Regions from separate parts of the Homo sapiens genome. Here region 1 is linked to region 2. Evidence: chromatin loops called from intact Hi-C (ENCODE). Cell type or tissue: dorsolateral prefrontal cortex. All regions are shown on one strand. Links, peaks and the distances in the headings refer to the core of each region. The heading gives the core; the rest is flanking DNA.

What was found. Hi-C counts contacts between places; a loop is a spot of excess contacts. Peaks named below come from ENCODE experiments on the same cell type or tissue, not always from the same donor. Only the 100,000 strongest peaks of a DNase experiment are listed, where the experiment ranks them.
Region 1: a loop joins it to region 2, with 6 times the contacts of the local background. A loop is called at or near these places in 1 of 110 quality-filtered maps.

Annotation. Positions count from the first base shown.
Region 1 is chr18:79,357,382-79,373,994 of GRCh38, reverse strand. It overlaps ATP9B (ATPase phospholipid transporting 9B (putative)), which reads right to left. Exons shown (of 30, transcript NM_198531.5): 26 at 14,533-14,641; 27 at 1,113-1,170; 28 at 1-97. Among named protein-coding and RNA genes, the nearest start is that of NFATC1, 30 kb to the left of the region's middle. RefSeq lists an enhancer at 11,383-12,582. In dorsolateral prefrontal cortex, for the core only: no CTCF peak of the experiment used is centred there; no DNase peak of the experiment used is centred there; H3K27ac peaks cover 846 bases.
Region 2 is chr18:77,758,342-77,774,954 of GRCh38, reverse strand. No RefSeq gene overlaps it. Among named protein-coding and RNA genes, the nearest start is that of LINC01029, 230 kb to the left of the region's middle. RefSeq lists a silencer at 2,595-2,795 and an enhancer at 11,805-12,519. In dorsolateral prefrontal cortex, for the core only: a CTCF peak has its summit at 9,273 (motif pointing right); a DNase peak (open chromatin) is centred at 9,264.

The sequences.
Region 1 (16,613 bases), core at 7,278-11,277, 1.6 Mb before region 2:
AGCAGCTCGGTCAGGATCAGTGCGGTGAAGGAGATGGCCACCACGTGGACGAACTCAGACTCGAAGAGCACCAGGGCCCCATACATGAGGATGCCGCCTGAAAAACAGCAGGAGCTTTTTCCATGCACACGAGCAGGGTGTAAGCCAGCTAGAGGAAACAGCCTTGAACCAGCAACGTCACTCAAGACCCTTAAAAATAGGGGATAGGCCAGGCGCAGCAGCTCATGTCTGTCTTCCCAGCACTTTGGGAGGCTGAGGCGGGTGGATCACCAGGTCGTGAGTTCCAGACCAGCCTGGCCAACATGCTGAAACCCCATCTCTACTAAAGATACAAAAAATTAGCCAGGCGTGGTGGCACGCACCTGTAATCCCAGCTACTGGGGAGGCTGAGGCAGAAGAATCATTTGAACCCAGGAGACGGAGGTTGCAGTGAACTGAGACCACACCACTGCACTCCAGCCTGGGTGACAGAGCGAGACTCTGTCTAAAAAAAAAAAAAAAAAGGCGGATAATGGCCATGCCCATGCTTCATGCTGATGAACAAGTCACTTAAACTCTGGATTATGGACAAAATAAGATGGGATCCTAGCTACATCAGTTAGAAATGGCAAATCGAGGCAGACAAACTTTTTAATCTCTGGATACGAAGCCACACCTCTACTTCAATTAGTGTAAATAATTATGTGTTGCATGTAATTAATATATCTGATCTGTTAGTTATACTTGCAACAATCTCCCATTTATCTGAACACTAAACAAAGGGCAGCTAATGGCTTCTCCTTACATAACTCAGATTTCTCAAAGTCTTTTTATCACTCTATGAAAGAAAGCCATTGTGCAGGGTATACAATGTGGTAAGTGCTTGTTAAAATCTTTCTGGATTAACATTTAATTAAAAACTAAGTCAGTTTTTAGGTGGCATGCATCAGTTAAAAAAAAAAAAGGACCCATGTTGCTGGAATATTGATTTACAAGATAAACAGAAGGGAGTATTTAACTGCTGATGGCATTTTAAGCTGTTGGAATTTAATCTGCAAGTAAAAACAATATTGCTAACAAAAAGACCAAAATAAAAAAATCTTTAGTCCAGTAAACTAAGGATCTCGTCTTACCTTGGTAAATACTTATTAAAACCCAGATGAGGAAGGTTTTGAAGGACAAGGATCTTCCCTAGGGAAACAGTGGAAGAGCGTCGTTAGTGCGCAGAACCACCTGCTTGACTCACGCCTTCCAGGAGTGAGCTATGGGTCACTTCTGAAAGACCCAGGTCCATAAGCCCCATCCATGCCACCCCAGCCACCTGGTCTACCAGCATTTCGGGCGCCTTTTCCTGACACCCGAATCCTGAAGAAGCTGCCTGGGTCCCACACGTGTCCACTGGTGCCTGAGGTTAGACGTTCATGTTGTCTTCTGTTTGACCTGCCGTCTTGTTGGCTCTACTAAGCCAGGAGTGATGTATACAAGCAAACATTTCAGTGAACCAGGGGGAAAGGCTCTTGGCAATAAAAACATTTTCCCTTATTTCTTGTCAACAAATACTTCTATATTTACTGTTTGGTTTTTTCAGATCAAAAGATACAGAACGTAACAGTTCTTCAGTAAGGATGGCACATCTCAACTGAAGTAAAAAGTTATCCCTTAAACCCTCGCTGGAGAACATGTCACATACATAACCCCATGGAATGGGTCCTTGCGCCAGGCCCTTCACTCTGCGAAGTTGAAGGCAGGTGACGAGGGGGCAGGAGGCAGGGGACGAGGGGGCAGGAGGCAGGGGACGAGGGGGCAGGAGGCAGGGGACGAGGGGGCAGGAGGCAGGGGAGCTCTGGCCCACGGGGTTGCTTGTCCCACTGCATCCCTGAAGATTAATTTAGAGTCCAAGAAGAGAGGCTGAGTCATTAACAATCGCCCTGACTTGTTGGTGCTAAAGAGCTGTCGAAAGTGACACGTGTTGAGAGGCCCTGTCTTTATGTGAGGCCTTTGTTTGACACCTTCGCATCTATTTTCTCAGTTACACAGAGCAGACGTCGTTTCCATTTACAGACGAGGAGACTCGAGAAGTTCCGTGATTTCCTCAGGTTCTTGCTGGAGGCTGGTGGTGCTAAGAAGTGTAGTCTGCTGATCAGAGCCCAAAGTCCTGCCCTGATTTAGGGCTTCCCCACCCACGGGGGAGATTCTCCTAAGGACAGGAAGTGGTTTAAAGAGCCACAGAGGAAAGACAAACCCTCACGGAAGCTCAGGGGACACAGAAGACAGCAGGGAAGATGGAGGATGGTGACAGGCTGTGCTCAGGGCCTGTCTGAACCTGCACCTGCCTGAGTCTGCTGAAGACCTTTAGACACAGGCATGAGCCATCACAGAACAGAGGCACGGACGCTGGAAATGCGGCTATATTCCTGCAGGAGGCCACCAGTGGCAGATTTATGAATTATAATTCTAGTTGTAGTTTAATTATAAAAGACAAGTGTGGTGACATATGTTAAGTGTTTTCCTAGGCTGCAAGAGTCAGTGTGTGAAGATGCTGACGGAGCTTGAGCCCTCACACGTGAATATGAAAAGGAAGATTCAAATTCACTGTGACGAAGAAGCACTACTGTTTTTTTTTTTTTTTTTTTTTTTTTTTTTTTAAGACGGAGTCTTGCTCTTTCACCAGGCTGGAGTGCAATGGCACGATCTTGGCTCATTGCAACTTCTGCCTCCCAGGTTCAAGCAATTCTCCTGCCTCAGCCTCCCAAGTAGCTGGGACTATAGGCGCCTGCCACCATGCCCAGATAATTTTTGCATTTTCAGTAGAGAGGGGGTTTCACCATGTTGGCCAGGATGGTCTTGATCTCTTGACCTCATGATCCGCCCACCTCGGCCTCCCAAAGTGCTGGGATTACAGGTGTGAGCCACCGCACCCAGCCAAGCACCACTGATTTTTAAAAAGCAGAAAACTTTGAAGTTAAACCATTTATATACTCCAAATAAGTTCTCTTGGTACGTATTTCCCAAGGACATTTCTCTCCCTGGGTAATGGTAGGTGTTTGGTCTTTGGTCACGAAATTCATCTGTAATTAAGTATGTGGCTCATTTTATTCAAAAACTGTAAAAGGAAATTTAATTATTTTGACATAAGAAAGAAAAGGCTTATTCTGTGGCCTGATTTGCTGAAATGTATTCAGTTTTATTCATGTAGGTCAATGATTGGTGTCTATGTGGAAGACGAAGTGGTGTCTGTGCTGCCTCTCTTTAGGAGCTGCCAACAGGGAGCACCTCAGACCTGCACCTGTGGGGTGTTCCATATTGAAGCAGATGATATTATAGATTAATAAAAGCAAACACAACAGAATGGGTACAAAAAACATCAACAAAATAGATAATTTGAGAAAAATATCCGTACACCTCCTATTAATGGCTCCCAGACTGTAGCTCTGAGAACAAAATCCTGTTATATTTGATGGTACAGACACGTTACTCATAGAAGCAATTCATTCACTATGGGTTTCATGTTATGGAAGAAGCCACTCTTCCTGGGCCAGGTACCTCTTCATTTGGTTTAGGAAGAGATGAAGATGTCTGTCACTCTGACTGATGTCCCCGTATGTGTGGAATGCCTGGAGTGGAGTCCTGCCTAGCACACGCCTTTCTTCTGCGTTCTTGGGCTCAGGACTTAATCTCTGTGCCTCAGTTCCCTCCTCTGTGAAATAGAAGTAATAGTGGCATGTGGCTCACGTGCATGAAATAAAATGAGCCATGAAATAAAATATGCACAATGCCAGCAGCATAGTAAATATTCACTGAATGCTACTGTTATATTTACCATTAAATATTACGGATTCAGAAAGTATATTTCTATCATACCAAAAATTGTAAAAAATAAAATCAAGCAAATTTTTAAAATTTATTTTCATTTTTTTGAGATGGAGTCTTGCTCTGTTGCCCAGGCTAGAGTGCAGTGGCACGATCTCAGCTCACTGCAACCTCCGCCTCCCAGGTTCAAGCGATTCTCCTGCCTCAGCCTCCCGAGTAGCTGGGATTACAAGTGTGCACCACCACACCCTGCTAATTTTTGTACTTTTAGTAGAGATGGGCTTTTGCCATGTTGGCCAGGATGGTCTTGAACTCCTGACCTCAGGTGATCTGTCTGCTTCGGCCTCCCAAAGTGCTGGGATTACAAGCGTGAGCCACTGCGCCCGGCCAAATCAAGCAAATTTTAAGGAAAGATTAACCAACCTCAAAGTCATATGTGTACAGTTATTCGTACGGAAGCACTCAGTGCTGTGGGGCACAGAGCACGCTGATGCGCGTGTGGCGTGAAAGATGGTCCCTCTGCAAGGATCGGCACCGTGGCATGGGACCAGCCACTCCAAAATGCCAGGACTCCTGTCCTGAGTCTGTAACCACTTTTATCTCTATTATAATTTATTCTCCCAGCCTACCTCCTCAGTATACGTTCTCTGATTTTTTTTTTTTTTTTTTTTTTGAGACGGACTCTTGCTCTGTCGCCCAGGCTGGAGTGCAGTGGTGCGACCTTGGCTCACTGCAGGCTTCGCCTCCCGGGTTCACGCCATTCTCCTACCTCAGCCTCCCGAGTAGCTGGGACTACAGGCGCCCGCCACCACACCCAGCTAATTTTTTTGTATTTTAGTAGAGACGGGGTTTCACCGTGTGAGCCAGGCTGGTCTCGATCTCCTGACTCGTGACCCGCCCGCCTCGGCCTCCCAAAGTGCTGGGATTACAGGCGTGAGCCACCACGCCCGGCTCATTTTTTTTGTATTTTTAGTAGAGACGGGGTTTTACGGTGTTGGCCAGGATGGTCTCGATCTCCTGACCTCGTGACCCGCCCGCCTCGGCCTCCCAATCTGATTCTTACTAGAACAACAACAACAACAAATTTCGCCTGTTCCCATAATTGTAATTATTTGAGAGAAGTTTGGGAGTGTGGAGTAGAAAGATCCTATAGGCAGATGCAAGAGGAGAAAAAGTGCAGTCAAAGCATATCAAGAACAAACCCTCCAAACAGAGAGGGAAGGACGGTGCTCACGGTGGCGCCGGGGAGAGAAGCCCCAATTAACTGGGGCTCTGCACGCGTCTCTGGCCTTGGCAGGAAGGGAAGCTGGGGAGGAAGTGTGGGCTTCCTGCCGTTCAGTGCCTGGCCTGCTCTGCTGAGGGTAGAGACGTGCCAACGACGAGGGTGCCAACGACGGAGTATGCTGGTGGTAGGGTCCTACAGCAAAGGGGTGGGCAGGTGACGTTCCCGACAGCTCTTCTGCTTGCCACACTCACTCCACTGTCACTTTTATTTCTTCTATTAATGGTCTGAAATTACGGTGACTGATTTCTTCAGGGTCTCATTCCTTCATTCTTACATGGATAAGCTCAATTTCATTAAATACATCTCTTAGAATATAAAATGAACTTCAAATATTACTGGACAGAAAGTTCAAATATTACAGGACAGGTTAAATGAGAGCCACCAAGCAGAGAGTGTGCACCTAAAGGTGGACTTGCTGCCACAGAGTGCTCGCAACTGGGCCAGGGCCAGGCGCAGACATGGGCTGGTTTTGAACTCCACACTTTGAAGGATAAGACTGCAGCTTTGCAAACACAGTCCTGTTTTTGTAGAGACAGGGTCCTGATCTGTTGCCGAGGGATGGGGTGCAGTGGTGCGATCACAGCTCACCGCAGCCTCGACCTTCCAGGCTCAAGTGATTCTCCAGCCCGGGCAGCTGGGACCACAGGCACCTGGCGCCATGCCCAATTCTGTTCATCTATCCTAGGAAAATTGAAGACTTTCTTGGCTCTGACTCCGTTTTCTAATCATTTTGCCTTGAAATCACTTTAGACTTGCAGGGAAGCTGCAGAAGCAGCGCAGACAGCCCCATGGCGCCCTCCAGCTCACCCGGGGCCACGGCGCCGTCCAGCTCACCCGGGGCCATGGCGCCCTCCAGCCCACCCAGGGCGACACTCCATGGAGACACAGACACGCACCGTGGCAGAGAAATGGTGTGGAGGTCCTGGTTTTTCTCAAATGTGCTTTTCCTGCCCAGGGCCCCACACAGGACCCCACGCTGCTCTGGCCGTGATGTCTCCTGGGCTCTGTGATCTGGCCAGCGCCTCTGTCTCCCCGTCCTTAATGACCTGGCTGCTCCTCAAAGCTCCGGACATGTCTTTTTGGAATGCCCTTGATTTCGACTTGTCTGATGTCTTCTACTGATGACACTACTGGGGAGGATTTGTTGAGGAGACACGTGTCCCCTGCAGGGCTCCACAGCAGGAGGTGTGGTGGCCTCTCTCATCCCTGGTGATGGGAACTGTGACCCTGGAGTTCCACTTCCCTTGGAAGACCTCGTGACAGTGGCTGCTGCCTTGGTGCCCCAGCGGGGCCTCCAACTGCCCTGGTTCCTTCACCATTTATAACTGGAATCCTCTGGTTGAGGAGGCGCTTTCTCTGCGTACACATGGTGGAGGTGAAGATATCTGTGTGCTCTCTGGTTGAGGAGGCACTTTCTCTGCGTACACACAGTGCAGGTGAAGATATGTGTGCTCTCTGGTTGAGGAGGCACTTTCTCTGCGTACACACGGTGGAGGTGAAGATATGTGTGCTCTCTGGTTGAGGAGGCACTTTCTCTGCGTACACACAGTGCAGGTGAAGATATGTGTGCTCTCTGGTTGAGGAGGCACTTTCTCTGCGTACACACGGTGGAGGTGAAGATATGTGTGCTCTCTGGTTGAGGAGGCACTTTCTCTGCGTACACACGGTGGAGGTGAAGATATGTGTGCTCTCTGGTTGAGGAGGCACTTTCTCTGCATACACACGGTGGAGGTGAAGGTATCTGTGTGCTCTCTGGTTGAGGAGGCGCTTTCTCTGCGTACACACGGTGGAGGTGAAGATATGTGTGCTCTCTGGTTGAGGAGGCACTTTCTCTGCGTACACACGGTGGAGGTGAAGATATGTGTGCTCTCTGGTTGAGGAGGCACTTTCTCTGCGTACACACGGTGGAGGTGAAGGTATCTGTGTGCTCTCTGGTTATCATCTAGTCATGCTGCTGTCTAGGTTGCTGTGCAGGGTGTTCAGTGCTAGCCCGTGGGAGGCTCAGCCTCTGACGCCGTCAGACCTGCCTCCCGCACCAGCCTCACTGATTCTTGTTCAGCAGTTCCTTACTTTTTTGCTCCACAAGAAGTTTCAGGCTCATCTTGTATTTCCCTTGCCTCAGCCCTGGAATTAACCCCTTCTCTAGGGCTCTGCGTGGTGGGGGACGGCACAGGGTCTCGTCCGCATAATCTGCAACACTGAGCTTGCTCACTACCGCCTGGTTCCTGATTCTAGCCACTCGGTGTATGGCCTAGGACTGTGTGTGTTTACTAAGTCATGCTCACACATGTCCGTGTTTATTTCTTCATCTATTTATTTATCTCACAGAAACCACAAGCCCAAACTGATCTGGGCTTCAATCCAGCCCTTCATTTCTAACTTCATCGCTAACAGGGAGAAATCTGCTTCTCATTAGCTACCATGCATGGGCTTATTGATTCCTGTAAGAAGCAAATGCCAAACGCAGCCCACGGTTTGCAGTTCTTTTTGTCTTCAGCCTTACAGTGAACCACAGTCAAACGCCTTTCCCAAGGCCACTGAAAAGAGCTCCTTTCTTCCCAGCCCACAGTGTGGTTCTGCGGTTCATGGGCCGCTGTCTGCATTCCTCCTCCCTTAGCTCCATGCTGGTGCCGTCCAGCGGGCTCTGAGAGAGGCACGGTCAGGTGTCCGCCACCACCGCGCCAGACAGAGCAGCTTCCACACCCACACCCCCTCGGGATGCCTCTCCGGTCACCCTCTACACTCAAACCTTTAGCGACCACGGACGGGTCTCTTCCCTACAGTTCTGCACCTCCCAGGTGTCCGGTAAAAAGAATCAATACCAGCTTTCAAGTCTGGCTTCTGCTGCACAGCAAAATGCACAATGTATGATCCATCATGTCATGTGAGTCAGCAGTAACCCCTCACTGCTAAGCACAATCCCACTGCCTGGTGGCATGACACACAGGCTGGCCATGTCCACTAGGATGTCCTTCCATCACACACAGGCTGTCCCTGTCCACGGAGATGTCCTTCCATCACACACAGGCTGTCCCCGTCCACGGAGATGTCCTTCCATCCACGCACAAGCTGTCCCCGTCCACGGAGATGTCCTTCCATCACACACGGGCTGTCCCCGTCCACGGAGTTGTCCTCCATCCACGCATGGACTGTCCCTGTCCACGGAGATGTCCTTCCATCACGCATGGGCTGTCCCCGTCCACAGAGATGTCCTTCCATCACGCGGGAGCTGTCCCCGTCCACGGAGATGTCCTTCCATCCACGCATGGGCTGTCCCTGTCCACGGAGACATCCTTCTGCCCACTGGCTGAAGGGCACAAGGTTGTTTCCAGCTTCTGGCAGTTATGACAGTGCTGCTGTGAACATTCATATATAGGATTTAGTATGAATCTAAGTTTTCATTTCTCTTGGAGAAATACCTAGGAACAGGACTACTGGGTCATGGGGTAAATACATGTTTACCTTTGTAAGAAATGCCCAAACTGTCTTCCGAAGAGGCTGTATCATTCTCCCTTCACCCTAGCAGTGAAGGGGAGTCTCTGCTGCTCTGGACCCTCCCCAGCCTTTCACGTTGCTGGTATTTCGGCTGTTCTAGCACGGGTGGGTACACGGCATCTCACGGTGGCTTCAACTTGCAGTTCCCTGATGAAAATGGCACTGAGCATCTTCACAGGCTTCCTTGCCATCTGTGGATTATCTCTGGGGTGGTGTCTGTTAATATCTTCTGTCTACTTTAAAAACTGGGTTGTTCTCTTGTTGAATTTTGGGGGTTTCTTATATACTATAGAAACAACTCCTTTATCAAAAGTGTGACATGCAAATATTTCCTTCTAGGCTGTGGCTTGTTTTTTCATTAACAGTATCATTCAGAGAGAAAAACTTTTTTTTTTTGAGACAAGGTCTCGCTCTGTCACCCAGGCTGGAGTGCAGTGGCTCAATCACAGCTCACTGCAGCCTCCAACTCCTCAGCTCAAGCAATCCTTCCACCTTAGCCCCCTGAGCAGCTGGGACTACAGGCACACAGCAACCACCATGCTCAGCTCATTTTTTTCTATGTTTTGTAGAGACACGGTCTCACTATATTGCCCAGACTGGTATTGAGCTTCTGGGCTCAAGTTATCCTCCTGCTTCAGCCTCCCAAAGTGATGGTATTACAGGCATGATAAGCCACTGCACCTGGCCAAAACTTTTAAATTATGGTAAAGTCTAATTTATTATTTTTTTCCTTTAAGGATCATGATTTTGATCTCATGATTAAAAACTCTTTGCTTAACCCAAGGTCATGCATATTTTGTGTGTATTTTCTTCTGAAAGGTTTATAGCTTTACATATAGGTCAAGGGTCCACTTTGGGTGGATTTTCACATGAAGTGTGAGGTGGAGGTTGTGGGTCTGTTGCTCATGGGCGGCGAATTGTCCCAACAGCTGCAGACACAACTCTTCTCCTTCTGATTTCCTCTCATGTTTGCCAAAGATCATCTGACACATGTGATGTATTTCTGGGCTCTCTTTTCTGTTCCACCGATCTTTTTGTCTATCCTTTTGACAATAACACATTGTCTAACTGATTACTGTTTTACAGTAAGTCTTGGAATCAGGTAGTGTGTTTTCCAACTCTGTTATTTTCTTTTTTTTCTTTTCTTTTTTTTTTTTTTTGAGACGGAGTTTCGCTCTGTCGCCCAGGCTGGAGTGCAGTGGCGCGATCTCGACTCACTGCAAGCTCCGCCTCCCGGGTTCACGCCATTCTCCTGCCTCAGCCTCCCGTGTAGCTGGGACTACAGGTGCGCGCCACCATGCACAGCTAATTTTTGTATTTTTAGTAGAGACGGTGTTTCACCGTGTTAGCCAGGATGGTCTCGATCTCCTGACCTCGTGATCCGCCCGTCTCGGCCTCCCAAAGTGCTGGGATTACAGGCGTGAGCCACCGCGCCCGGCCCAACTCTGTTATTTTCTAAATTATTTTGGCAATTCGAGTTCCCTTGCCTTGCCATATAAATTCTAGAGTGAGCTTGTCAATGTGAAGCAATACTGAGGCTCTCAATCCATGAACATCTAATTGAGGCTCAATCCAGGAACATCTGTTTACGCCTCCCAACCCAGGAACATCTGTTTACGCCTCTCATTCCAGGATCATCTGTTTACGCCTCCCAATCCAGGAATATCTGTTTACGTCTCTCAAACCATGAACATCTGCTTACGCCTCTCAATCCAGGAATATGGGTTTATGCCTCTCAATCCATGAACATCTGTTTATGCCTCCGAATCCAGGAACATCTGTTTATGTCTCTCAATCCAGGAACATCAGTTTACGTCTCTCAAACCATGAACATCTGCTTACGCCTCTCAATCCAGGAATATGGGTTTACGCCTCTCAATCCAGGAACATCAGTTTACGCCTCTCAATCCATGAACATCTGTTTATGCCTCTCAATCCATGAACATCTGTTTACGTCTCTCAATCCAGGAACATCTGTTTATGCCTCTTGATCCAGGAACATCTGTTTATGCCTCCCATTCCAGGAACATCTGTTTACGTCTCTCAATCCAGGAACATCTGTTTACGCCTTTTACAGTTTCTTTCCTCAATGTTGTTGGTTTCCAGCACACAGATCTTGGGTGTATTTTGTTAGAGGTACACTTCAGTGTCTCACTTTCTTGTATTATAAATGCTTAAATGTATTATTATAAATGTTTACAAATTTTTTCAAACCCCAATTATTCATTGCTAGTGTACAGAATCAAAAATGATTTTGAAAAATTATTCCTTGTATCCTGAAACTTTATGAAGTTTACAAGTATAGGAGGTTGTATGTGTGTGGATTCCTTGGAATTTTCTACATAGAAAATTATAGCATCCACAAACAGAGATATTTTTATTTCCTCCTTCCTAATCTCAATGTTTTAAATTTCCTTTTATTGTCTTATTCACTATTATTTTGAAAAGAATATAAGTATACAAATATACATTTCAAAAGATAAAACCATTTGAGAGTATTCTACAGAAAATAAAAATTAGTGAAGGGGTCCGAATGGTTCAATACCTAATGGCACCAGAGATTTCATGAAGAACTGTATATTACCTACTTGATATCTTTACAATTAGCACAACTACAAATCAAATGTCTCTGGAGTTAGCTGGTAATGTAAGATTATGAATTGGTAACAAAATTCACAGCCACAGTCTGAGATATTTTGGGACCACGTGAGCTGGCTCACTTAACCAGGGTCACCTTACTAGTCCTGATGCCTGGATCTTGGAGTAACTAGCTTCCCTAAGCGGTTACACACCATTCAGAATGAATGAAGACATGTGCAGAGTTAGGAGAGAGATGAGTAGGTCAGTTTCCCGTCTTACTGGCATCCAGAAAATTAAGTGCCTGAACTCATCGTGAGTAAAGTTTAATAATTCAAAGCAGAATTTGAGCTTCAAAAGAATAACAAAATAGTGTTGCAAATATACCATTTTCTGTAAAGAATAAAAGCTACACAGTTTTAGGAAAGCGAAGGAAATCCTGACTCTTTGTTTAACTGATTCATTCACTGCCTCATTTGTTTATCAAATACTTACTTAACAGATACTGTGTCGATGTGTGGCTCAGGCCATCGAGACACAGCAGGGGACAAATGTTTATACTTGAGGTTGGCTAACTCATTAGGACAATAAGTGAGATTTATAATGCGTGCCTTATTTGTACTTTTAGATTATAAAGACTGGTTATCAAATACACATAAAAAAGAGGAGATTTTCTTTCCAATTGAGTCTTCTCCTGTGTGCAGGGAATGCATGCCTTGCCTCCCTGGCTCGCCTCTGAAGGTATTTTATAAATTTACGGTGACCTGAGATATGTGACTCAGAACTGACTGGACCGGCACTCGCCGGTCAGCCACTCACATTTCAGTCCGCGGCCCTTTATGCTGTTGTTACTCACACTGCAGGCCGCGGCCCTTTATGCTGTTGCTCTATGCCACTGATTCACTGCTTTCTCATCCTGACTAGAATACAGACTTGTTGAGAGCAGGGCTATGTTGTCCTACATCGCAGGAGCTTGAGCCGACGGACTGGGGACTTGGTGTCCACTGACACTGACCGGTGTGGATAAACTGCGTTGGCACATCCAGTCTCCAGCTGCCCCGATCATCAGACAACAACGCAGAGTGCTGCAGTCTGTGCTACCTTGGCGAACTGTTCAGAAGGAACAGAAAGCTTCAAAATAGTTCTTTAGCTTCAATAAGAAAAAATAACTAAATTAACTTTAGTGGCTCAGTACTTTAGTGCTATTTTCTTTTCAAAGAATTTGAAGTGTAGTAGATTTAAAAAAAAGTTACAATGCAGATAAGATGTTGAAGAAAAGAAGCTTAGAGAAAATGAGTGACTGCATTCTTGACCAAAAAAAAAAAAAAATGTAGGGATGGTGACCTGACTTTAGGATACTAAAACATTCTAAATTGTTGCTCACCTTAACGAAAACGGAAATTTAATACCCTTAATGAGATCCAACACAATCAGAAGTGAACAGGGTTCAACGGCACCAGTAACACAGAACTTACGGATTCCATGGCCACAGTTACGGATAATTAGCTGCTCCGTCAGACACCTGTGGCCCTATGAACCTCTTGTTACTAGAGCCATTTAGATATCCACAAAGAAAGAGACTGGTGCGTACAATCTAAATCCTTGAAAACAGTAAAAACGTGTTACTGCCCCACTCCAATAGCCGGTCAAGATGGCTGTGGCATGACAGTCCTATGACAAGTTTCTCCCAGCACAGCGATCCGGGAGCACCGGCTGGGGCTACAAGACCCCTGGTGACCTCTGCCCTGCTTGCGTGCCGGTTTCCTAGGGTTGAGGGTAGCGCATCGAGGTTTACCTTCGTACATGAAAAGCTTGTTCCCGTATGTTTGTAAGGCAGCATTTAGGTAAACATTTTTAGAGTCTCTGGGAATGAGGAAATGCATATGCTACTAAAATGATCATTATTCACACTAGCTTCCCGAAGTTTTTGGATCTTTGCTCCTTACTCTGCTGTACTTTATCACAATGGTTTCATCAGTTTAAGATACTTAAGCGGTCTTGCTTCTAGTTATAGTAGGTGTGACCTGGGACGATGCTTCCCAGTAGTCACGATGATGCCACCATGATAATAACGCTTGGTATTTATATTTCATGTGATACTGGTGAACTAGCTTTATTTGTCTTGATTATAACACTAATGAGAATTCTTTATTTTTTTCAAGAAACTTTAAAGTCTTTATTTCATTTCAATAACATCAAGAAATCAAAAAGTTAACATGACTTACCCAGCACCTCTCTGGCTAATGAGTGGTTATAGCTGGACTAGAGTCTAGTTTGTCAGTGGTTAGCTGGATAAGAGTCTAGCTTGTTAGTGGTTAGCTGTATTAGATAGAGTATCGTTTGTTAGTTACTAGTTAGACAGACAGGAGTCTAGTTTCTCAGTTTGTGGTTAGCTAGGTAAGAATCTAGTTGGTTAATTAGTGGTTAGCTGGACTAGAATCTGTTTGCTAGGTAGTCATTAGCTTTCTTTTTTAATGCCTAATCTAATTCTTTCTTTACCATACAGCTACTGCTTTAAAAATCTGAGTTGATAATTTCAGACACCTGTCATTTATCGATTGTAAATCTAAATTTAATTGCGGTTAGTGGATTTTGTTTTCAATGTTGATTCAAAACAGCTAGCTTTGTGGAAAATACCAGAGTTACCATGATTTGTGTCTGCAGAGCTGAGCCTCTCTTCTACCCCGTATCCTTACACGTTCTATGCTATAAAATATGCTGTCGTAAAGAATATGATAAATTCAAAGCCTCCTTTAATCCTAACAGAGCACAGTTTTAAGCCAAATAAATCCATCTTTCTCAGAGTTTCAGGTGACTGAAGTTTTCTGGGGTGGATTTTTTTCTTGGTGACATCACTGCAAAAATAGTCTATGGACCCTAGGGACAGACACATGTTATCACTTTTCAGGGATAATTCTGAAATCCACAACTACTGACAAACTTGGAAATACACAGGAAACATGCAGCCCATGGGTTCCCCAGCTTTGGAATGCTATTTCTGCAGCAGGTGCAGTGACGCTGTCCGGGGGAGCCTTTCTACAGAAATTACACAGTGAGATCTTCTCTGACATTTGGTGAGCTCACTTCACAAAAGTTCCACAAATGGTTAGAATATCTTTTACAATTCTAATTGTATGTATGATATTAGAGCTTTATTGCAAACATTTGAGAAATTTTTTTCCCTGAGATGTTTTTCCCCTTTTGAAGTTTAACTCAAAGAGAAAATGCCAACAACAATTAGGAGACATAAAAAACATCTTCAAGGACAGAGAATCGTTTTTCACAAAATGCCTGGAAATGCCTCCTGACTGGCCTGTTTCTCACTCGTGTAAAATGCTAGATGTGGGTGCTAGTCGTGAGGCAGACAGCTTGCCTGAGGCCCGTACCTTGGTGAGGTCCTTGTACAGCTCCGGGTAGAGCATCGCCATCTCTGGCTTCACGTCCTGGTCCAGCACTAAGGAGAACACTGGGAACATGGTGTATATGGTGGCATACCTGCAAGACCAAGAGCGGAGTGCAATGGGCGTGAGAAACTTCTACCACACAGCTAGAAACAGACCTCTGGATTAGAGGTCACAGCTTCAAAAACACCAAAAAATACTCCACAAAAACCAACAAAGTAAGTTGGCAACCAAGTAAGATGATTGCGGAGACTGAGTATTTATCTCAGAGCACAGTAGCATGTTCTATAAGTCACAAATGCTTACGGGTAGAAGAATGATTTTTAAAAATGTTTACCTTTCTATGTTGAGATCATTGTAGACTCACATGCAGTTGTCAGGAATAGCACCGAGATCTTATGTGATCTTTACCCAGTTCTCCCAATGGTAACATCTTAGATAACTGTAGTGTGAACCTCACCACCAGCATCCACACGGACACCTCCAGACCCAGAGCACCCCTCACACAGGGTCCCTCACACAGACACCTCCAGACCCACAGCACCCCTCACACAGAGTCCCTCACACAGACACCTCCAGACCCAGGGCACCCCTCACACAGACACCTCCAGACCCAGAGCACCCCTCACACAGGGTCCCTCACACGGACACCTCCAGACCCAGGACACCCCTCACACAGACACCTCCAGACCCAGAGCATCCCTCACACAGGGTCCCTCACACGGACACCTCCAGACCCAGGGCACCCCTCACACAGACACCTCCAGACCCAGAGCACCCCTCACACAGGGTCCCTCACACGGACACCTCCAGACCCAGGGCACCCCTCACACAGACACCTCCAGACCCAGAGCATCCCTCACACAGGGTCCCTCACACAGACACCTCCAGACCCAGAGCATCCCTCACACAGGGTCCCTCACACGGACACCTCCAGACCCAGGACACCCCTCACACAGACATCTCCAGACCCAGAGCACCCCTCACACAGGGTCCCTCACACGGACACCTCCAGACCCAGAGCACCCCTCACACAGACACCTCCAGACCCAGGGCACCCCTCACACAGGGTCCCTCACACGGACACCTCCAGACCCAGGGCACCCCTCACACAGACACCTCCAGACCCAGGGCACCCCTCACACAGGGTCCCTCACACGGACACCTCCAGACCCAGGGCACCCCTCACACAGACACCTCCAGACCCAGAGCACCCCTCACACAGGGTCCCTCACACGGACACCTCCAGACCCAGGGCACCCCTCACACAGACACCTCCAGACCCAGAGCATCCCTCACATAGGGTCCCTCACACGGACACCTCCAGACCCAGGGCACCCCTCACACAGACACCTCCAGACCCAGGGCACCCCTCACACAGGGTCCCTCACACGGACACCTCCAGACCCAGGGCACCCCTCACACAGACACCTCCAGACCCAGAGCATCCCTCACACAGGGTCCCTCACACGGACACCTCCAGACCCAGAGCATCCCTCACACAGGGTCCCTCACACGGACACCTCCAGACCCAGGACACCCCTCACACAGACACCTCCAGACCCAGAGCACCCCTCACACAGGGTCCCTCACACGGACACCTCCAGACCCAGGGCACCCCTCACACAGACACCTCCAGACCCAGAGCACCCCTCACACAGGGTCCCTCACACAGACACCTCCAGACCCAGAGCATCCCTCACACAGGGTCCCTCACACGGACACCTCCAGACCCAGGACACCCCTCACACAGACACCTCCAGACCCAGAGCACCCCTCACACAGGGTCCCTCACACAGACACCTCCAGACCCAGGGCACCCCTCACACAGACACCTCCAGACCCAGAGCATCCCTCACACAGGGTCCCTCACACGGACACCTCCAGACCCAGGACACCCCTCACACAGACACCTCCAGACCCAGGGCACCCCTCACACAGGGTCCCTCACACGGACACCTCCAGACCCAGGGCACCCCTCACACAGACACCTCCAGACCCAGAGCATCCCTCACACAGGGTCCCTCACACAGACACCTCCAGACCCAGGACACCCCTCACACAGG
Region 2 (16,613 bases), core at 7,321-11,320:
GACTTTCCTGGGCTCAGGTGATCCTCTTGCCTCAGCCTGTCAAGTAACTGGAACTACAGACATGCACCACCATGCCTGGCTAATTTTTGCATTTTTTGTAGATGCAGGGTTAAGCTATGTTGCCTGGGCTGGTCTCAAATTCCTGGGTTCAACTGATCTGCCTGCTTCGGCCTCCCAAAGTGCTGGGATTACAAACATGAGCCATCACACCTGGCTGGATGATGAACATGTTTGCCGTGAAAATCCAAAAGTTACCTTTATCTAACAAGTGGGACTGGTTGATATTGTTATATGTGTGTGTGTGTGTATATACATATATATGTGTGTATATATGTATATACACACATATATATGTGTATCTACGTGTATGTATATACATATATGTATATATACGTGTGTATATATACACACACATGCAGACACACACACACACACAGGCTTTCTGTGATGGGATTGTGTAGCCAGACCAGGCCAGGACGGGCAGGGGCAGTAGGTCCTGTGTCTATATACATATATATATATATACACATACACATACATATATATATATACACATACATACACGTATACATGCACATATATATAGCCTATATATATACACATATATATACACATATATATGTGTACATATATAGGTATATAGATATGTACATATCTATATATATACATATGTATACATATGTATATATGTATATATAGATACATATATATGCATATATACATATAGATACATATAGATACATATATACATATATATGTGTATATGTATATGTATGTATATATGTATATACACATTTATATGTATATTATGTATATATGTATATGTATGTATGTATATGTATGTATGTATATATGTATGTATATGTATATAATGTATATACATGTATACATTTATGTATATATGTATACATATATGTATATACGTATATATGTATATATGTATACATATATGTATATACGTATATATGTATATATGTACATATCTATATATCTAGATATATAGATATGTATATATCTATACCTATAGATGTATGTACATATCTATATACCTATATATATGTATATAGATATATAATATTCTGTAACCCCCTAGCAATCACCACCAACCATACTCCAGCCTTAATCCCAAACACAGTGACCCAAAGTGCTAAGGATAGATCCTCTGTTCTCTTCTACATAGAAGAAGAGCTGACCCAACTCAGGATGATGTCACAGGCAAATAATAAATAAACTAAGGCAACTGGTAATAGAAGAACACACCAAACAGATAGAAGAAGACAAAATTAAATGTGGTATTTGTGGTATTCAATGCAGTATTTCACTCTTGCCTCCTTTCTAGATCTTCAGCATAGCAGCCTAAGGATACTTGGGGTGAGCCAGGAGTGAAGAGTTGGAAACACCACCTACTGTGACAAGTGCTACGGGCTTCTACCTGCAGGCGCCATGCTGGACAACAGGGACACAGGACCTACTGCCCCTGCCGGTCCTGGCCTGGTCTGGCTACACAATCCCATCACAGAAAGCCTGCCTGACCTGCCCAACTTTCAGTTCTCAGAAACCACCAACCCGTCCTTGACTCTGGGCAGCTGTTCACGCTATTTCTGTGGCTTTTTCTCCCTCTCCATGCGTGCTTATATCCTATTGATTCTTCCAGTCCCAGCTTAAATGTCACTCTCATAGAAACCTTTCCTGTCTCTCTGTGCTAATACCCCTCATTTCCCATAATCGGCACTTCTCTATGAGGGTGGGGGGTTGCATGCTCGGCGTCTGTTGCCCTGTGCAGACCGTGAGCTGCAGAGGGCATGAGCCTGGCTGCACATCTTTGTCCTGGGTGCAGGGCACGTCGTAAGGGCATGCTCCGTGTTTGTTACCAGAAAACATAAATGCCGTTATGAGTAAAAGATTGGAGATGAAAAATGATAAGCATTTGCATTTAGTTTAGCACTGATGATGGGTTGATTGCATCTCTGCTCCAAATCCACTTTCATTGGCCACTCGGTGTGAATGGAACTGGGCCCCTTAACCAATCTTTCTTTGCCAGCCATGCAGTGTCAAGCTTTGTCAGAAGAGGTTGTGGAAAAGATACCTCAGGGAGAAGTTTTTCCTTCCTGCTTTCCTGCCCTCCCCTCCACGGCTCCTCTCTCACAGGCAGTGTCGCCAGCATGCGGCCATGTGCAGCTCCTTGGGGTGGCTTTGCAGGGGACCCCTCCAGAGACACCTTCGCCTCAGCTGTCCTCTGCCACAGAGCATCACGTGGTAGATTTCCAGCTAGTTGTAGAGGATATAGCTTTCCAGCACGTCCCTCAGGGCAGGTGTCCCTCAGTGTCTGCAGGGTGAGTTTCTGGCAAGCTCCTCCAGCACAGGGACTTCCCTGCCATTCAGCAAGACTCACTACCCCTCTCCACAGTGCCCAATCCTGCTCTAGGGAGCCACTCTCCAATGTCCACCTCAGTCCTAGGGGCCATGGCTGCTCCCCACATCTGCTACGGCCATACCCCTTCCGGCTATCTTTCTTTCCATTCGCTTGCTCCTCCCTTTCTTTATGGTAAATTTCTCCATGCAAATTACTGCATGAGTCATCTCCTGATTGGACTCAGACACTGCTTCTGTGTAAGATGCTTATGTATGACTGTAGCTGAGATAAAAAGTTGTGTGCAAAACCCTAAGAAATGCAGTGTGCATGCATGCTGCCACCGTAAGGTTGTGGTTAACATCCACAAAGTCATGAGGTATGTCCTTGCTGGGACTTCAGTTCTGGTGATGCTAGCTTTGGAAACGAATGTGCAGCAGCCTGCTGAGAGACCCCACAAAGGTAACGCTACTTTCACGTCCACGCAGACACACCTATGGAAGGCGGGGTTAGTCAGCTGCAAACCTTACTTGAGGTATTTGAGACTGGACACCAGGTACACGGGAATTCTTTTTCTCTTGAAAGTATCTTGAATTCTAAATTTCTAAGTATGAAAATATATACACTTATTTTCATTTTCAATCTACATTAATCAAATCACTGCTGGCTTTCAAACTCAATGCACTTTAGTGAACATGAAGTTTGTTTTATGTGTATTCAATTTTTTACAGAAGGAGTGGTGAGAAGCTTTTCAAAGAGTTATGAAGGAAATAAACTTAAGCATATTTGCGTGGACCATTAAGAAGCTCTGGCTACAGGGACTCAGTTGTTTCCATCTTTCTAGATAGCCGGCTGACACATGCAGCTAAAGAGACAATAATGCATTCGATCAAGATGCACAGAATATTGACATGTGCCTTCAGCGAGGCTCAAATTTTCCTATTATTCATTGAATATTTGCAATTGGAAGCCCTAGGCTGCATAGAAAACCTGGTGTGTTTCTAAAGTTGTTAGAGTCTCCGATAGTTTTAGACATATTACATTAAAAAAAAGAAAACTGAGCTGTGCAGAATGGACACTTAAGGACCAGAATGGATCTGAGCTTGTGGAGTGAACCATACAGATCATCAGAGAAAAGACCCCAATACACTTAGTCTCCTTAGAGGGGTTGGACAGGTGCCTGTGGTTGTATCAGGGTACCAAATTGCCTTTCCTGAAAAATGGGAATTGAGGGTAAACATGAAAAGCAAAGCTACAATAATTCTAATGCTCATTATATTATTGAACCATGTGACTAGGAAATGAGTGAAATTCTGAGAAAACTGGAATTTGAGGCTAGCAAATGGCCAGATGAGGTATTATTTTTCTAGAAGTCTTAGCTTGTAATGCAAACGCGTGCACTTACACACACACTCTGAGGAAATACTGTTGCATACTGGAGTTCCTTGCCTATCATAAAAAGCTTGTGACATCCCATCAATATCTAATTGTATTAGTTATTCTACAGGGGTTCCAGGAAAACTGATGGAGAGGACTCTCAAGTATTGATCAACGTCCTGAAATCCCGTCCTATTGTTTACTGAACTGGTCAATTATCATTGAATTTTTCATTTTGAGTTGAAATGGAAAATTAACAAAAATTAAGCAATTTTGTAAAACATGTTATCATGAATGGAAAAGAACTGAGGTTTTAGTGTCACACTACATACTCATAGCTTTTTGTCTAGACATATTATAAAATAAATACATGTCATTATTAACATATCAACTAGCCAAAATCATCTCCCACTACCCTTTTCTATCAAATGAAATAGAACAGAAACAATATTAATTTACCTGTTATCTTAGACTTATAATCTTCTCTCTCGAAGTCAGAATATTGAAAGTTATTAACTGTTAAGATCGCAACTATTATCTCATTGGTTTGATCATAAGCCAGATTTTAAAACATCTATTGACAAAAATTACATGTTAACTGTTTGAGTTTTTTAAAGAACTAACTATTTTTAATTAAATTAATTTTCTGGTCTTAAAGTAGAAAAATAGAGAATCCAACAGGTGGATTATTTTTTAGATAGGTAACAACATAAAGTAAAATCTCCTGTATGATATAAGCTAACAGTGGAAATGTCCAGATTTTAAAATATACATAACCCAGAAATGCCAAGATGTCATGGAGAAGAATTATGGGAAATCCAGAAAAAGCAGTTTCTACCTATGTCTCATGACTGAGCTTGACACACATTTTAGGTCTGGGAAGCAACAAATGTGTGTTTGTCGGGCCTACAGAATGCCTGTTGTGGTCTCCATGCCAGCTGAGAACACTGTGACAAATACAGATTAGAGCGATAGTAAATACATTTCACACACAATCGAGGGGTTACCTTAGTTGTTCACATCTAGACAATTGTCAGTTCTAGATACTGAATATGCATTCTGATTGGTCCATTTATGGATTTATGGAACAGAAAGTAACATTGAGGGGAGCAAAAATAAGTATGCCTAGGGTTTTTCAGGGGCAGTAAAATGTGCATTTGAGAAAAATCAGGCCTGTATTATTAGCAATTAACAAGGCAGGTTAAAGAGGCGAGTAGCAGATGGAGATCAGGCTGTAAAATGACCCCACCATCATGACCACATCACCAGACAATGCCACCATGACCACGCCATCAGGATTATGCCACCAAAACCATTCCACCATGGCCATTCCATCACAGCCATGCCACCACAGCGATGCCACCAGGACCATGACATCACAGCCATGCCACCGCAGCTATGCCACCAGGACATTGACATCACAGGGATCAACCACAGTGATGCCACCAGGACCAAGCCATCTCAGCCATGCCACCACAGTGATGCCACCAAGACCAAGCCATCACAGCCATGCCACCACACTGATGCCATCAGGACCAAGCCATCACAGCCATGCAACCACACCAATGCCACCAGGACCATGACACCACAGCCATGCCACCACAGCTATGCCACCAGGACCATGACATAATAGGGATGCCACCATAGCGATGCCACCAGGACCAAGCCATCTCAGCCATGCCATCACACCGATGCCACCAGGACCAAGCCATCATAGCCATGCCACCACAGCAATGCCACCAGGACCAAGCCATCACAGCCATGCCACCACAGCGATGCCACCAGGACCAAGCCATCACAGCCATGCCACCACACCAATGCCACGAGGACCATGACACCACAGCCATGCCACCACAGCGATGCCACCAGGACCATGACACCACAGCCATGCCACCACAGCAATGCCACCAGGACCATGACACCACAGCCATGCCCCCACACCAATGCCACCAGGACCATGACACCACAGCCACACCACCACAGCAATGCCACCAGGACCATGACACCACAGCCATGCCCCCACACCAATGCCACCAGGACCATGACACCACAGCCATGCCACCACAGCGATGCCACCAGGACCAAGCCATCACAGCCATGCCACCACAGCGATGCCACCAGGACCATGACACCACAGCCATGCCACCACAGCGATGCCACCAGGACCATGACACCACAGCACCATTACCACATCCTCATGACCACATCATCATAACTAGAGATAGAGAGATTGCTCAACCCATTAGGGAGCACAAATATCAAGGAGAGTCAGTTCTTTGATTTTGCTCCACATTATTTATAGAATGCAAGATGTCAAGAGCACGATTTACAGATAAAATCTCCTTTAGAACCTTTTTATTTCCTATGTAAATTTACCAAAATCACAGGAAAATGTGTTTGTCTTAATCTTAGAAACCTTTTGTCATTGCATCTTACCTTTTATCAAAAGTAACCTTTAAAAAAAAACATTGCCTACTGTGACCAAAAACAGTCAACAAAAAGAACAATCTTAATCGCTTTAAAGGAGTCCGATAGAGTTGTAATTTGCCTTATAAACCACGTCACTGTGCCAGAGATTTACAGCAACATGTGATCTTTAAATAGACTGTATATCACCTTCCTGATGGTCATGCAATTAAGGATCTGGACATGAGGAACAAGACACTGCCAAAAAATACTTCTCAAAAGGGAATTTGTAATGTCAGGGAAGATAAAAATAATTTAGAATTCAGGGCGACATGATTTTAATGCTAAATACTTTGTGAAGATTAAGCCCCCAAATGTCCTATCTAATGCATAGAGTCTTTACTCTGGGCAACATGGGTAGAATGAAAGGAGATTAAAAAAGAAAACATAAGAAAAAGAATTTAATTAGGCAAAGAGCAAGCATATCGTAGATTTAATGAAATAAGATTGTTCAACTTATTTTATAAATAAGTAGTTTTAACAGCAAAATGTGAAATGCCTATGTAAAACAAAACAATGCAGTCAAGGTACTCCTTGCAATCTCTACTCAACCAAATGTTTTGGTAATTTGAGGCATTAGATTCATTGACTGAAATTTTAAAATTTTATCCAGATACTGTGTCATATACATAGAAAAGCTAAGATTGCACTTGTTAGTGTCATGACAGGCCTCACCTTCTCCCACTGAGCTTATTCGGGGCCTCTTCATGAAAATTGAGCTCAGAGTATTTAACAAAGAAAACCAATTGCCCAGACCTACTTCTATTCCCAATATACTACTGATATGAAAGGATTCTTACATCTATTAAATATAGTACTTATAAAAACAGAACATAAACATTATGTGTGAAATTATTGGATTTTTATTTGTTTTTGTTCAGCTTCATGAGTTCAGGGTCAGTGTTTGTTTATTGCTTTATCCCTAAGCTTCTAACACCAAGACCAGAAAATGGTAGACATGGAAAGGAGGCTTGTGGAATAAATGAATAAATAATCTCCACACTATTTCTTCAAATATTTCAAATCTCACGTTGCCATGTTCCTCTTCCTTAATATATTATTATGATATATTATATGATACACTCTGAGTTGTATATATAAAACATGTGTTACGTATTGTTCATATGTAAATGCGTGTGTGTGTGTGTGTGTATGGATTTGTATGGATATACCTGTGTGCCTGTAAACATGTATAAATACTATATGTACAATATGTTATATATAGTTAAGTACATGTTGATAGGCTGACATGTATCTATGCATGTATATGTGTATATATAGTGTATTATACATATAATTTATTATTCTCAGGACATGAACACAATTTTTATTTTTAGTTTTTATTTTGCACACGGGCTAAAGAATATGCCTTTGCAAACTACAGGTATAGGAGTAGTTATGAGGCAAAGAGTCTGAAGAAGAGCCTGATGGCATGTGTGCCCCTTGCTCTCACTTTTCTATCCATATCTGTTGCTCCTTTTCTGTACACCAGGCGCTGTGTTAGGCTCCAAGGATTAAAGCAACAGTAACAAAACCCATACTCACTTCTGCATTGGCTGCGATTCTTCCGCACGTTTAACCATTAACTTCTCTTTTGGTTAAAAAAGCTGCATTTTTATACAGATCAACCACATAAGAATTCACTTTGTTACTATTGAAATTATTTTGTTTAGTTAGAGCCTTTTTTTTTTCATTAAGCTCCAGTAAGTAAATCTAGGACCTATAATTTTTAGGAGCCAAAACATATTCCATCTTGACTGTAATTGCATCTGGTAAAACTATGGTGCCTGGTATGTATCTTTGAAAGGAGTAGTGAATCCAGGAATAAATGTCCTTTTCAGATGCGATCATTGGGACAGAATGAAAAATACGATATTCCAGAGGTCAGAACACTGGAAGGTTTTGGGGCTCTCCTGACTTCCTTTATAATGTTCTTTACTGTCATTCAGTCTGTTCCAAGGAAGGTTTGAGATATTTTGCTTTAAAATTGTTTGCTTCTCCATTTCCCGTGTATCAAGGAACTGATGGCACCGATAGATACGTAGAAGTTAGAAGGAAGGAGGCCAGGGGAGCAAGAGGGCTGCTGCCGGGAGCACCATGGCGACCACCTTTCCCAGTGTGAGGCCTGCGAGGAAACGGACGTGTGCTGGGAGGCTCTGCCTTTTATGAGACACGCCACCTGGGCAACTGACCTATCTTACATCAATATCATCTGACTGGTCAGTTTGCTTTAGGTGAAAAATAATTTCTACTTGGATTTAATTAATAATAGTGCAAAACTTTGAAATTTAAATATTTGAATACATAAAAATTTAAAACACAATTAAAATTCAAAAGTAATGTGCACAGTTAAAATATATCACAGTAATATATTTAGGTGACTATTTTAATAGTAGCTATCTTGCCCTCAATTGGGTCTAAGAAACACATACTCTGCATTAAAGAACAATTTTAGATCTATATTTTTCCACTTACTTTATTTAGGTATAGAGCATATTTTAACCAAAAACATGTCTCTTTTTCAAGGAACTTTTATTTGTAGCACATACATCTTTGAATTTTTATGAACATAATTTTTGAAAAATTCTTTCATATAGAACTACTTCCCAAAGAATATATATTATTTTTGTCGAACACTAAAAATTAGGTTGAGGATTTCAAGAACGCAACTCTGATATGATTGAAAACAAATGTGGGTTATGTTAGCTTAGTTACTCAGCGATAATGATATAACAAATGCTGGATTTTTATCCTGGCTGAACACTTACTGGATATTTGAAATATGAAAATTAAGATATGAGTATAAATAGAATTTCATAAAATTGTGATTTTTATTGAATAGCATAACTTACCTGCTGCCTACTTAGGCTAACAGAAATTAGACCCCTACATTAAGTCCTGTTTTGATGATTAAATAAGTGTTATGGAATATGTCATAGACGTAACTGTGCAATTTTCTGGGAGCCATCGTGTATGTACAATGATGCTTCCTGAGAAAACCACACGGACTTTAATTTCTGCCGTCTCCAAAGGAAGGTGCCGTTCCAGCGGTCTACACCGGTGCAATGCTGCCACCAGATGGTAGAGATCACTACACAGGCCTGGCTGATGTGTTTTCAGAAAGACTCAGTGAATTTCTGACATAAAAGGGATATTTTAAATCCAAGGATCCTACCATGTACACCCACTCCCATTTGCGTGTTCACACTCCTTGCCTTCAACAAAGAAAATACTCGAGACATTAAAAGCTTTCCCTGTATGTAACAGAACAGGAGAAGGGCAGCATTTTAGTGCTTTCAGGTGTTTACTCTGTGTGTGTGGATAATGTTAACAATTTATTGAATGAAAACAGTAGAAGCTTAAAATCGTGAACACGTCAGCTGCTCCTAAACTGGCACTAAAATGGGTTTCTAGGAAAATTCAACATTCAGAGATCGACTGGACCGCCGCCGGCAGGAACTTAGTGTAGACGCTGTGAGTGAAGACAGCAACAGCAAAGATGTCCTTAATTAGGACCGAAATAAATTCTGATTTGTAACATAGAATATACCTAGGAAATCACTGTAGAAATTTCCTTCTTTATCCACTGTCAAGTTAGTTAAAACGTGCTTTCAGCTTGAAGAATGTTGACGCATAAGTGCTGGAATTCCTTCGGTAGGACTGAAACCTTTTGTGTTTCAAAGCAGATTACATTGTTCAAGCCAGAAGATGAAATGACTCCAGTTACTCTGTCCTCATTCACTGAAGATTTTAAAATAATATTTAATAAAGATGTCCAATAATTTGTTAGTGCAACGATAACCTAACCCTCTTTAAAAAAAAAAAACAGTAATAAAACAAATCTTGAGAGACTGTTTTCCTTCGAGTTCGCAAAATTTATTTCAGTGTAGAACTATCAACTTTTCACAGTTAAGAACCTCATTCATTAACTCTTTAATATGAACGATTTGCCTTTTATTACTTAGTGACAAAGTTCAAAAACATATCAATCACTGTGAACTTAGACTTGGGAGATCTTTTAGAAAATTGAACAAATACAAATAGTGTTAGGATAGAAAGTATATCTTTCAATGGTCAGAGCCTTACAAGGAGGTTAAATATTACTAGAAAAATAAGAATGTAGGTATATATATATATATTATTGATATATGATTATTTAAATACATCATTTTACATTTAGCCTTTCTCCTCATAAATATTTTGAATGTTCTAGTCAAAAATATAATATTCAAGACATTAAAATTGGTGACGAAGTATTTACAAATATTTTATTATAATTATGTGTTTCTATAGATATGTAGTAGCTTCAATACTACCTTAAAATTTATTTAAATAAATATATTTGGCTGTATATTTGCACAATCGTATGTGTTGTATTTATTCTTATGAAAGAATTATTAAATCATTTTAATGAATGGTATGTCTTTAAACCTTTCTGCTTAGATATCAGAGATTATCATTGTCGTATTGAAGTGCAGCGTTACTGAATAAGAAAGTGTACTCTCTCAAAGGAAGGTTACGTTGTCAGTTAGGATGGACAACAGAATAAGTATTTTTCTGCAACAAAAAGGGACTATAAATCAAGTTATTCTTAGCCTGTGATTAGTTCTGTCCTTCATTCTGAATTTCTTTTCTTGTGTGGATTCGAGTCAACCCATAATGTTATTTTAATTTAGTTTTTTGTATGTAATACATGCTCCCGTCAGGTAAATGAACTTGTCATGATTGAATTCAATAGATTATAATGACCCTTTATCTGCATTGCTGAGCGTTAGCTCATAGTAGGCAGGACTGGCTTAAGCGGCTCCAGATCAGGAATGAGTTCTAATTGAAAGTCTTCATCAATCTTTAATGACAGCATTATTATCATTGTTGAATGTGCTCTTCCAGTTGCTTTCCCCCTTTTAGAGAAATTTTTAGCAGCTTCACTGATGCTTGTGAGGGTTCAGGAAATGGCAATATCTGAGTTTCCTATTGTCAAACAGCCGTGACAGAACCCAGGTGGCCGCTCTTGACCCATTCCTTCTGGCGGTGCTCACCTCGGACCTTGTTCTGTAGGGACAGATCCAGCGCCAGTGCTTAAGAAAAGCCTCTGAGGAGAGCTGCTTGGGGCAAGTGGTGTGATACTGTGGTAGAGCTCACAATAGAGCAAAATGGGCCAGTGAAGTGACTATTTACAAAATGTTGATCAAAAACAGCACAGATTTGAAAATGCATCCACAGGTGACAGTGTTCAACTCAGAACGAGCATTTGCTCAGTTTGATCTTTAATTCTAATTTTTAATAAAACCTTCAGATGTTAGAAAGTAATTAATGTTAATAAATGTGCAGGTGTTTATAGAGTCATACATGTGTGTATTTGAGTCATGTATGCACACATACACACACATACGTATTTGCATATTTATGGCTGACTGGACTGATATTTTTAGCTAGGTAATGTTTCTTTGATTTTAAGTGAAGACTAAAGAAAATTCTCTTATTAAATTTTGCTAGAAGTGTGTCACAGGTCCCAAACCCTTTTCTAGTACACACCTATCATTCATTGCTTACATGAAGATATAGTCCAGTGCTGCTGTTGAAGTGGCCATTTCCTTTGTATTTGCAAATTGAAGCACTTTTAAAAATCTTTAGTTTGCACTTCACTGTTTCCAACATTTGGCCACAATAAATATTTCCAAAAGCCCTACTATTGTGTGCTGCATTGTGAATAATTTATGCAACAAGGAGGCAGGGATTTTAATTGATAGCGATTAGTGAACTTTCTAAATCTGTAAAACTTCAACAGGCTTAAGCTTCCAATAAATGCCAGTGTCTATTTTTATGCCCCAGCCCCTATTTAACGGAAAGCCTAGTGCATCAGCCTGCAGCTGCTGGTGCTGCAAATGCCAAAAAGGGGCTTTTGTTCCACCCACCGTGCTGTGGGAGGGCCATTCTACACAAGCATTGGGAAGCTGCTGTTTGCATTTTCTTTTTGATCTTCTTACGATGGGGTGGAGAAGTTGTTGCTGGGCTTTTGTTTTTGTTTACAGAATGATATTCTGGTGACTCTCGGTTTCCTATCACCAGGGTTGATACCTAGATGGAGTGGAGGGAAGTCAGGCTGTCACGGAGGGCACAATATTATGTCGACGGAGTGCACTCGCTTAAACAGCAAGCTTGAAATGTAATAAGGAACAGCAGATTATCAAAGACCATCTCCGTGTAGTGCACTAGACTCTGGGAGGACTGAGCACTGCAGAGAGGGAATGTGGTGAGCTGAACTGGTTCCCAAAGAGCTTTCTTTGACAATGGTCAATTCCTTCTCTATTTTTACATTTTATTTTGTATTTAAAAGTGTGCATACTCTTGAGTTTCAAATTCTTTTAGTGGAAATTAGCAATACATTTTCACAGACATGCCTTGATATGATAAAGTTATTAATCATGTAAAAATTATTAAGAAAATCTCAAAATTTGACTTGGGTTAAAGAATAAACGTACATTTATAGGAAGTCAAGTTTTGAGGAAGTCATTTCTTATACTTTAACCCATGGTCAAATTTTGAGACTTTTTAATACTTTTTGAAAGTATAAAAAAGGAACAGAGCCCTGTTCTCAAAATTTGAGGAAGTCATTTTTTATACTTTACCCCATGTTTTCAAACTTTATTTATAAATATGAAAAATAAATAATCCATAGTTAGATTGCTAATGAGAAGAGGAAGTTTACCCATTTTGATTTTAAACATGTTCAGAAAACAATGCAATCAGGGATCATGGATTTCCTATTATTATTATTATTATTAATTTGAATAAAAATATTCATACATTTGAAAAATCACAATGCAAGTTAGTCAAGTAGAAGGCCGTCCTGAAGACCTTCCATTGGGGTATAAGTTTTCTGTGCATTTGGTGCTATTTTTCTTTTCAAAAGATAAACAGAGTTGCTTCTCTGGTTCTCAAAGCACTCAACATTTTTGTTTCTGCTCTTCCAACGTGATTATTGTTTGAGACAATTTAAAGATGTAAACTATACCGTCTCTGTTCAGACTGCAAATGTGAGAAAGAGTAAAGTAAAAGAGGGAGGCACACATTTTGAGGAGTTTTAAACTGTGACTCTTCTTAGGTTGAATATCATTATGCAAATAAGTTAGTTGTTTGTGAAAATTCAGTGCCATTATGCAAATGAGCTAGATGCTTGTGTAAATTCAGTGTTGTTATGTAAATGAGTTAGGTGTTTGTGTAAATTCAGTGTTGTTATGTAAATGAGTTAAGTGTGTAAATTCAGTGTCATTATGTAAATGACTTAGGCATTTGTGTAAATTTGATATCATTATGTAAATGAGTTAGCTGTGTAAATTCAGCATCATTATGTAAATGAGCTAGCTGTGTAAATTCAGTGTCATGTAAATGAGTTAGGTGTTTGTGTAAATTCAGTGTTGTATGTAAATAAGTGTGTAAATTCAGCATCATTATGTAAATGAGTTAGGTGTTTGTGTAAATTCAGTGCTGATTATTTCCACTGCCCTCTTCCAGTCCCTTGGGATCAGTCAGAGCTTCCCCAGGAGTCCAGGTTCTTTCTCCAGTCTCTCCCCACACATCTGTCCCTGCCGGTGTAGGAGACCTGATGGACGTCCTGTCCCCTGCACTCCATTGCATGGGGCTAAGGAGAAGCAGGCTGCAGCAGGTGCAAGATAAAAGCTTGGCCACTGAGGGCTCACAGTCTAGGACAGCTCCCTGCCATCACTCCACCAGCTGCCACAACGTGGGCAGCACCCAGGGATGGGAGCTAAGACCTCCTCCTCACTGCTCTCTCTTCCCAGTCACTGTTTGGAAGGCCTGGCTCCTAGCATCCTGCCTTAATTCTCACTTCACACTCACATCCACACTTAAGATCTGATGACAGTCTGTTCATTCCAGCACTGGCTCTCAGCTTGCCCCAGTTCATACTTCAGAAGGCGTTTATCTGTGGCTGGCTGTGTTCACCCTTCCTCAGCTTCAGGCAGGCAGACTCCCCACAGAAAGACCCTTAAAACCCACAGCCTGGCCGGTCCACCTGCTTGGTCCTAAATTGGGCTCATAAGTCCATCCACAATCTTAAACTCAAGCGTTCCTGTCTTTGATCACAGCCTCCTTAATTAACTCATCTTATGAATTGACTGTTTTCACTGTGATCTCAAATCACTTAATCCAGCTCACTTCACCCAGCCTATTAGCCTGTTTGTAGTTACATTTGACTTTCAGAGATAAAGGATATATAAGTGCTTTATACACTTTAAAACATTCAGTAAAACTAGCTGATTCTTCATCAATCAGATATTGTAATGAAGTCCTTAAATAATATCCCAGATAAGGCCCTGGACTCTTGGGCCCACTTGATTATTGTCCTGGTGTTGAATCAATGCGCCAACAACTAACATCCTAACGACTTGGCTACACTCAGCATCACTTCTCCGTTCTTGATCTGGACCACACTGCACAAAACAACCTGCTGATGAGATCACCATGCACAGTGGTTTTTTGATTCACCTCTTTAAAAATTCTCTTATTCCAAGGAGCATTCCCAGCTTCCAGCACTAAGCTCTGGCACATAGTCGTTCTTCATGGAACATCTGTTAGTGAGAATGCTTTTCCTCCAAGCCCTCATGTCAGCCCACGTGCACTCACCCTTGGTGTAGGTGCCTATCTACCCTGCAGAGATGAACGAGGGTGTCCACACTAACCAGCCATGATCATCCCACTATCCATGTTAAGGCAAGTCTATGCATCACTTAGACTATTTCATTCTTTACTCAGCCTGGGTGAAATAATATTTATTTCAAAGGACAACATAAAGGACCTCCTCAGCATGCTTTCTCTCTCAAGCAATCCATGTGATGTTGAGCAGCTCTGCCTCCCGTTCTCTCTCTTCATCTTTCCCCACTTTGTGTTTGTGTCCAAAGTTCTATGTCTTGCAGACTAAGGGGAAAAGCACGGGAAACATATTTTTTGGTTCCTATTGATCCTTGCTGCTGGTGGCCAATGTCCTCTCCTCTTTTGACAAACAGTTGTGTTTAACAAAAGGGTCTTGTCCGTTGCTTCCATTTCTATACAACAGCCAACAACTGTCCTTCATTTCCTTCCATCTGGCTTTTGGTCTTCCTATTAAAATTTCCTCCGGGAGGCCATTAGAAAACACAACTCCAGGTTATTAACATCATCCTCAATCCCTGTGAGGACTCCGTAGCCCTTGGTTTTTCAGGGCTCTTTCCTGTTGCAGGCATCTCCACGCAGAGCAAGCTCATTCCTGGATTCTAGGGCATCTCCACGCAGAGCAAGCTCATTCTTGGATTCTAGGGCATCTCCACGCAGAGCAAGCTCATTCCTGGAGTCTAGGGCCCTAACTGCTCCCTTGCATCCTCCTCCTCCAAAGAATGTTCCTCAAAGTTCGTTTACTTGCACACTTTTCTCTTTTCAGGAGATAAATTATTTATCCTGAAGATTTAAGGTATCACCTCAATGCAAACGAGTAGCAAGTCAAGGTTCTCATTCTAACAACTTTTCAGATCTCAAGATGAGAAGCTTCAGTCCACAGTAGGACATTGCCTCTTAAACACAGCCTCAGTGATCAGAAGTGAATTATCTCTTGCCAGAACTTCCAGCTCCTTTTTCCAATGTCATTTCAGAAAAGCTTTCAACTTCCCACCAGTTAAACAGGCTGAAAGTCTTCATCGTCTCTCACTCATTTCTTTCCTATGGTCTTCCTTCTCCACTGATCACTGAGACGACTGTTTCTTCGTGTTTTCTGCGTGCCTTTTCCTTTCTACGGGGTCTATGATCAACCATGTTTCTTCTTTTATAAATCCCTAACTGTGCTATTAGAATAGCATCTTAACTATTATCCTAGTGCATCCTAAAGATCACTGGAAATTAATCTCTTTTACATTCATGACCATGCAAGAAACCTGGCTCGAAAACTTGTGAAGTTCTAAGTTTTTATGGGAAAAAATGTATAAGTCTCTGAGCTCAGGACAGAAGGTCCTCCACAAAGCGTTCACCGTTATCTCTCATTATTACTTCCTCTCAAATCAGTTTACTTTTCTCCCAGAATAGACATAGCTCAGGGGTGTCTCTTTCTTTTGCTCCAGATGCCCTTCTACCTGCTCAGAAGTCCTGAATGTCCTTTTTTTTTTTTTTTTTTTACCTGAGATGGAGTCTCGCTCTGTCACCAGGTTGGAGTGCAGTGGCACAATCTCAGCTCACTGCAACCTCCACCTCCTGGGTTCACACCATTCTCCTGCCTCAACCTCCCAAGTAGCTGGCACTACAGGTGCGTGCCACTATGCCCAGCTAATTTTTGTATTTTTAGTAGAGACGGGGTTTCACAATGTTGGCCAGGATGGTCTCGATCTCCTAACATCGTGATCCGCCCGCCTCGGCCTCTCAAAGTGCTAGGATTACA